2 separate regions of the Mus musculus genome follow, and region 2 is linked to region 1. The links are chromatin loops, found by intact Hi-C in ENCODE. Cell type or tissue: heart. All regions are shown on one strand. Region 1 overlaps Ccdc42 (coiled-coil domain containing 42). Region 2 overlaps Myh10 (myosin, heavy polypeptide 10, non-muscle).

The links. Hi-C counts contacts between places; a loop is a spot of excess contacts. Peaks named below come from ENCODE experiments on the same cell type or tissue, not always from the same donor. Only the 100,000 strongest peaks of a DNase experiment are listed, where the experiment ranks them.
Region 2: it touches region 1 in a loop (2.6-fold over the local background); 18 of 42 quality-filtered maps call a loop at or near these places.

What each region holds. Positions count from the first base shown.
Region 1 is chr11:68,587,399-68,591,398 of GRCm38, reverse strand. It overlaps Ccdc42 (coiled-coil domain containing 42), which reads right to left. Exons shown (of 7, transcript NM_177779.3): 2 at 3,657-3,762; 3 at 3,118-3,222; 4 at 326-523. Among named protein-coding and RNA genes, the nearest start is that of Ccdc42, 2.4 kb to the right of the region's middle. In heart, a CTCF peak has its summit at 1,784 (motif pointing right); a DNase peak (open chromatin) is centred at 1,798; H3K27ac peaks cover 2,325 bases.
Region 2 is chr11:68,722,320-68,726,319 of GRCm38, reverse strand. All of the region lies in intron 3 of Myh10 (myosin, heavy polypeptide 10, non-muscle), which reads right to left. Among named protein-coding and RNA genes, the nearest start is that of Myh10, 32 kb to the right of the region's middle. In heart, a CTCF peak has its summit at 1,995 (motif pointing right); no DNase peak of the experiment used is centred here.

The sequences.
Region 1 (4,000 bases):
CTCTCTCTCTCTCTCTCTCTCTCTCTCTCTCTCTCTCTCTCTCTCTCAGACATACACAAACACAGATGTAAACACACAACCCACATATAGAGGTATGGATGTGCACAGCCTCCTGCTTTGAGAGCCCCACCCAATCTCATAGTAGGTGGGGTGGTTGGAGGGGGCTTGGCCATCCATCTCCCAGGGCCACTGCCCCTCCCCAGATCAGGATAACTATTCCAAGGGCCCCTAAACCCTAGCCAGCTGGAGCTGAACTCTATTCCATTAACTTGAAGGGTTCTGACAAAGGGCCCTGTGGTGTGGTGCCTCCAGCCCTGGGACCCACCTCAGAGTTCTCCACCACCTTCTCCAGGTACTTGTTGAAGATGGCGTAGTCTTGCAGCTTGACACTCAGCTTCTGGTGTTCCAGCCTCAGCGCCATCATCTCCTGCTTGGCCTTGGCCAGCTCCCGCAGGCGCAGTCGCTTCAGTTCACGCTCCTTGTTGGCTTTTTTTAGGGCTCGGATCCGTTTCTGGTCGTTCTCCTGGGATGAGGAAGGCGTGTAAATCAGGCAAGCTGTTCGCCCTTTCCTCCCGAGACCCTGGCCTACCTGGGGCTGGTGATAGATACCCTTTGCCCCTTCTGTCTGCTGAGCTCAGATCACCAGAGGGCAGGCAGAGCTTGCTGGGTTGCCCATGTTGGAAACGGGGTGTGAAAGAAAAGGACTTGGTGAGGTTTTCGTTAAGTGAAGGGACTTAGTAAAGCTGAGGGGCTTCTGTGGCCTGAGGAGGCTGTGAGTTCAGTAATTCAGCTCAAGGTCAAGAGGTGGCCTTAGGAAGGACAAGCAGGAAATTCTGCTTCTGTGGGAGTTTGTCTCTGGGCTTCATAGGGGGGCGGGGATGGGAAGAGAACACACAGAAAGAGGGAGGTGGAGGAAGATCAAGCTTGCATCCAAGAAAGCCAACAAAGACTGAGTGGAAGCAGGAAGCCTTTGGCAGAGCTTTTGCGCTTTCTGATTTTAGTGGTGGCCATTTGTCACAGGGCAGATGGCTCAGCCGGGACTGGGAATTCCACATGGTCTCCTGATTTGGTACATAGTACCTCTGTTTCTCCAGCTGTTCGCTGAAAGGTGGTAGCCCTCTCTTCCTACAAAGTCCATGACAGTAGTAATGGAACCATATGTTAAATGCTTCTGACAGTCCAGACTGGCATCGACCAGGGCTAGAGGAGATGACAGTGGTAACTGAATTCTGCACGCAGGAGGGATGAGGCTCAGCTACTGACCCTGCCTCTTCTTTCTGCAGCATCAGGACCAGTGCAAGTCAACCCCTTGCACTTGACCAGGTGTCACCAGGTGTCTCTTTTCTCCTGTCATGGGCCCCCATGATTCCTCATGGATGAACAAGGATAGTGGGGACATTTAGGGGGGATGGAGAGACGCACCAGATATGTGCCCTGCTCCAAAGCACCAGAGAGGCCCGGGGAATCCCAAATCAGTCATATATGAATCACCTAGAAAGTTTTTAAACACCTATAGGTGTCTGGTCTCAACCTGAGACCTGCTAGAGGCAGAAGAAGGAAGAAGTTACCAGCGTCTGTATTTGTGAAGAGTACCATGAGATTCCACAGCTTCTGACTTCCTGGAAGTCATTTGGAGAGTCCTTCACTCTCAGACTTCCTGTCCTCTTCAATACTCCATCAACTTTGCTCTGGTCCAGGAGGACTGTATCTCAGAACACTGACATCCCTGCTCTGCCCAGTTGTGCATAGAATGAGGGACCTTACAAGTAGGGTTCCTCCAGGAGAGGGCAGCAGTGAGCCCTCCTTGCAACAGCTCCCAACTCCTCAGGACTTCTCTACTGCTGGTCCTGGAGCATTGCTGGCCAACAAGTCTGAGTGAGGCTTTTGTTTTGTTTACATTGTTATTTATTTTTGTGTATGCACGTGTATGCCTGTGAACATGCTTCAGTGCACGCCCAGAGATCAGAGGAAAACTCGGGGGGAGTCAATTCTCTTTTTTTTCTAACATGCAAGTACGTCCCAGGGGGTCTAGCTCAGGCTCTCAGCATTGGCGGTAAGTGCTTTCACCTACGGAGCCATCTTGCCAGCTCAAATCATTCCTCTAAGTACTGATGAAGAGGGCCATCCTCTGAGCCAAACTGCTGTCATCTCTAGGGCCCAGCCACAGAAGATCCATCACAGCTGGGCTGGCTGACTGTTGGTGCTCCCTCATTGTAAGGGGTGGGGAAGGACCAGGGGACCCTCACTTGAGTCCTCAGCCACTCCTTCCAACCAGTTGGATGCAAGTGTGCCTTAGTTGCGTGTGTCCCTAGTGTCTCTGGGAGGCGTTAGAGTGTACCTGGAGAACAAGTACCTGGAGAAGGTGGTGGAGAATTCTGAGGTGGGTCCCAGGGCTGGAGGCGCCACACCACTGGGCCCTTTGTCAGAACCCTTCAAGTTAATGGAATAGAGTTCAGCTCCAGCTTCCCTATAGGTGGGGAAGAACTAGGGGAGAGGCGACATCTATGTAAGCATGGAAGCCATCATCCGCGCTGTACAAATCTTCCAGTGTGGCTGCTTTAGCACACTTTCGCACACATTCTTGCTCCTGCTTATCACTACCCATTTGTACTCATTGGTTCCTCCAGATCACTGAGATCTTAGAAGGAAGAAAGGGGGCATTGCTTAACTCCCTAACCCAAGGTCAAGATTCTTGAGTCTCTTACTAGTCTTTTTGTTTCATGGTCCTTCATTGCAATGGTTTCCTGCCTTCATCTGTCCCTTGCTTTCAATGCAAGGACAAAGAGGGAGGGATACAGTGAGGGAGTGACCAAGCCCCTGACTCACTTCTGTATCCATCAGATCCACTCGTCCACCCAGCCACCTGGGTACTGGCAAGGAAACAGGAAAGGGTCAAGTAGAGAGAAGAGACTGGCAGGTAAACGGGACATCTCAGATAGAGGTAGATAGAATATAGAAGATGCCTGGGAAAGATCAGGCACTCCTGGACCAGGGAAGACACCTTTAATCCCGGAGGTCGGGAGCGTGGGGAGCCCACAAAGTCAAGTAGAGGGGAAGAACCACCTGGCCCAGTGCAGTGTAAAGTCTCTGCCTTCTGCAGGTCACCCCACTTCATACCTGGATGAATTGCTCGAACTTCTGGATATGGGCCTTCAGCTGCTCTTCCTTAATACCTAGTTCTTCCCAGCGCAAGTTCAGCGTTTCCATTCTCCGTTGGAATGCCTGTAGGGCATGTGAGAAGGTGAAAGTCAGAGAGCCAGCCACCTGACATGGGCTCTCAGAAAGAGTCTAACATCATTTGCCCAAAGTGTTTTTTTATCCTTTAGCCTGGGGGGCTCTTGGAACGCTGATGATGTAGCTCAGTGGAAAAGAAGTCGCTAGGAGTTAAATCCCCAACTCTTCAAATGAAACGTAGTTACAGAAGGACTTGTAGTTTGCACTCTCTATCCTGTACAGAGATCCTAGTATAGTATCCCATGACCCTAGTTCCCCCAAGACTCAGACCCTTTCTGTTCTTTGTGGAGGAAAGAGTCCAGAACCAGTTGTAGCCACCCTACCCCCAAAGCGAGGGCCCACCATCCATTAACCTCGAGCCTCAGCCAATCCATTCCCTACCCTGAACCCCTACCCTTATCACCCCCAACTCCCCACCTCACCTCCTTCTTATGTTCCATGGCCTCCTGCATGATCTTGGCCTCTTTCTTCTTCTCCAGGAGCTGGATAGATGGGGAGTCTGACTGCTCCTCAACATTTGGGAACTTCCTGCCCGAGAACAACGAAAAGGGAACAGGACCCTCTGAGAGGCAGGAGCAGGATCGGGTAGGGAGCACCTCAGAGATGGATGCCCATGGGAAGGAAAAGAGGTCTCCACTCTCACCTTAATGAAAGGAGCTGTGTGAGAAGAGAGAGATCTACGAGGGCTTTTTGGGGGCGATTGAGTGATGGGGGCCCAGAGTCAGGGTGGAGTTGGGTCATGGGGTAAGGCAATTAGGAGCACTGG
Region 2 (4,000 bases), 130 kb before region 1:
TGTTGAAAGCAAGGCAGCAGGTAGTGATTCAGGAGAGATGAAGGGATGGCAGGACTAGCCTTGGATGGCAACAGGCACAACAGGAGATGGCTTGTACATCTAGTGGGGACAATCAGCTTACTGGTGACTTCTAGTTTCTCAGAAATGAGAAATCACTTGGTATACGGGAAGCTGAAGGACACGTAAGGAGCCAGAGGTCTAAAGCACACAGGGCCCCCAAACTGTCATGACAGAGACTGTCAATCATCTCTCTCCAGGTAGAGCTGGCACGTTGTCCTAAGGGCAGAGTCACTTCAGTCATGAATTTCCAGCAAGGTCAGTCTGTTCACTTGTATGAACATGACTCCCAGAGAACCAGCAGCCCAAGTAAGAATGCCAAGAGGTACAGACAGCCCAATTCATTCAGCAGGAGAAGTCTGGCAAACAGGTGTAACAAAGGCAGGTATGAGAAGACCGATGCTAGGAGAGAGCATGAACCACACTGAGGGACAGCTACACAGGGACCCACAGGAAGCAAGCATAGATTTTAGTCTTCCTAGAAGGGCATTGTAATAGAATAGAATGAAAACCTGGTGATTCAATAAGATGAAAATGTCTGCAATGTCACCTCAGAAATTGGTGGCACAAGTTAGATGAAGCCTTTTCATGGTGGGAGGAGGTCATGTAAAACTCTGTGTCTCCTATCATAGGGTCACAACAAAGCTTGAAGAATGAGGGGAACCAAGAAGAGAGCTTTGAGGGGAGGGGGAAGGACATAGCTTTCCCAGGGTACAGAAGAAAAAGTTTAGTAGAGATATAAGAGAAGTTAAGGACAAAACTCCCATCTTCTAGAACACGGGGTTTCAATTGTAGGGTATCTTCAATGAGTGGGCTCAAATGATATTTTCAAGGAAAATGTCCAAGAACCAATTAAATCCTGGAAGAAAAATCAAGGCACACTGAGCAGAACATCTGGGTAAGCTGGCTCATCAGAGACTGGGAGTTACCTGAAGCAAAATGAAAAGGGAAGCAGGAAGATAAGGAGTTCAAAGCCATCCCTGGCTACACTGAGTGCAAGGACAACCTGGGCTCCATTAGCCTGCCAGGGAAGGAAGGAAGGAGAGGGGACAGCCAACACAGATTCAAATACAACTAAGCTACCCAGCAGAACGAGACATTTGGGTTTCATTCTAAGACTCCAAGAAAGCAGCATGCACTTAAATCGTTATGTACACCAAAAAGGAGCCTCTGAGGCCACTGTGCAGCTGGATCAGGAGCTCCGCAGCAGCGCTGGCCAAAGGAGACGGCGTCAGGAACAAGGGAAGGGGAGCCAGATGACAGAGAGCCGGTACAGAAGGTGGGCCGACTGACCTCAGAGGATTATATACACAGGGAGCCCTCGGTGCTTCGGCCTTTGGTTTCTGAGTCTCAGCACTACAAATGAGGTCTAATAGTAATGATTCCTGTCCATGAAGATCCTCTGACCTTGGCCTGTCTGTCACACTATGTAAGACGAGGTATATAACACCTCCCCGTTCAATATCCTGTCTGGCAGGTCTAAGTCTTTTCTTTAGCTCAGGTATATTTTTCCAAATTATCATTTCTATCATAGAACCTGAAGAAGACTCCATGTCTCCACCTCTCGCTCACAAGTTCCCTTGCGTCTTTCTTATTTGCATCTAGTCTTCAGAAAAACTGCTTTAGTCTCTGGCTGTGCCAATACTGCTGCCCCAAGCTTCTACTAAACGTGACTTTTTTACAATTGAATTCACAACCAAGAGCTTTGCTTCTGCCCATTCATTCAACAAATATTTATTGAGCAACTAGTATGTGCTAAGGACACTCTGCATTTTACTAACATGGTGTCCCTTAGACTCCAAACCTAAGGAAAAAAAAAAAACAAACAAGGTTTGTTTTTGTTGTTGTTTTTTAGATTTATTTATTTTTATTTTATATGTATAGATAAATGTTTTGCCTGTGTGTATGTGGGGCACCATGTGCATGCAGTGCCCATGGAGGCCAGAAGAGGGCATCAGATGCCCCAGAATTGTCAGCCACCATGTGGGTGCTGGGATTTGAACTTGGTTTCTTTGAAAGAGCAGTCAGCATTCTTAACCACTAAGCCACTTCTCTGGCCCTTATATTTCTTAAAAACAAAACCTTTTACCATTTCTGTCAGTAAATCTGATGTTGCAAAACATGTGCCCAGAATAGTTATACAAGACATAAAACTAGGATATTTAACTGATGGAAGAATCCAGAATTTTAAAAGATCTTGACAGACTAAATGGGGGACTGATTATAACATAAAAGTTGAGAGGTACCCTATGTTCTGAATTATCCACATGGTCCCCTCTGAGGCTCTCTGTCCACATGGTATATGGGCCTAACCTGATAGCCTGGTGTGAGTGTTACTGGCCCTCTCCCCTGTGTCCTGCAGTATATAAGCATCCCACGTGGTGTGGGTAAGAATGTTTCCAGTAGCCAGCCACCACGTGTGGACGCTCAAGCCCATGATAGGCATCCAGGGGATGGAACAGGAAGATTGTGAGTTTCAGGTCACCCTGGGCTACAAAGAGACCCGATTTCAAAACCAAAACACAGAAAATATGTCAGGTTTTTAATTCTATCTCACACTTTTAACAACCTACATGTTCTTGGTCAAGTTATTTAATTTCTTTGTGCCTCAGTATAATAGGAATAAATACAAATACATATTATAATTTAAAACACAAATTATTATGGCTAATAGCAATTTTCAATGAGTTGTCCTTTCTACATTAGTAACGATAACACTATCAACCTACATGTTCTTGGTCAAGTTATTTAATTTCTTTGTGCCTCAGTATAATAGGATAAATACAAATACATATTATAATTTAAAACACAAATTATTATGGCTAATAGCAATTTTCAATGAGTTGTCCTTTCTAGCATTAGTCACGATAACACTATCATATGCTCGCAGACCACATATTCCTCATATCTTCCTCTTCTGTATTTGTCAAGCTGACTTGGAAACCATTCACAAGACATATAGCATCTATTTTTGTAAGCTGGTATAGTAGAGCCAACTCTCCTTTCTGCCTGGGAAGATTTAAAATTTCAATGACTTTTCTCAGATGTACTTCTACCAGACTCATGTCACCCACCAACTTTGCAGGCACACAGCCTGCATCCTCACATATATGGGTAGGGATGCTAATTAGGACACATCCCTCTGGTACACACCTGAGCAGCCCAGGCAACTCACACATCTGTCAGCAGCTCCAGTACAACCTAGCAAGGGTCACACAGGGGGTTATAGGATGGTGTGAGCCTCAACTGTCTGACGAACTCTCCACTGTGCTTCTGTCTGCTGATAAGTCCAAACTAATAGTGCATCTGTATTCATATCGCTTTAAACTGATCTCAATACATTAAATAACAACAGGTTCTACACTCTTTCCTGGTATGCACACTATGCTCAGAAGACTGCAATATTTTCTCCTTTTAAAGGAAATTAGAATCATGTATAGGAGAGCCTATCCCCAGCCTATTCAACAGTTCTCCTGGGAACTTTCCTTCTCTATAGCAATCCAGGCATAGAGAGGCAACAGTGTCAGCTGAAACAAGGGCTCCCAGACTCAGTTAAAGGGGTACTCTTTGAATTCTCACCTCACAAGACACTCTATTAAAAAAAAAAAAGGCTTCCATAAATCATCGTCCAAAGTCAGGGTTCAAATGAAGGACTCAACAAATCTATAACTCATTTTGATCCAAACGTAAAAGCTTTTAATGTCAACCACCACACAATTCAACACATTCTAAAACTTTTCTCATCTCTTTATTTGCATTTAAACTAGAAGTAAGATTCTATAATGTGATGTGTCCATCTTTCCTTTACTCTTATTGGTTTCATATTTATCTAGAAGTACTACAGACTGAACCTAGGGCCTGTACATGCGAAGCAGGAAGCCTGCCTACCCCTTAGCTATATCCCCAACAGTGTCTCAGTAATTTACCCAGGCTGGCCTTGAAC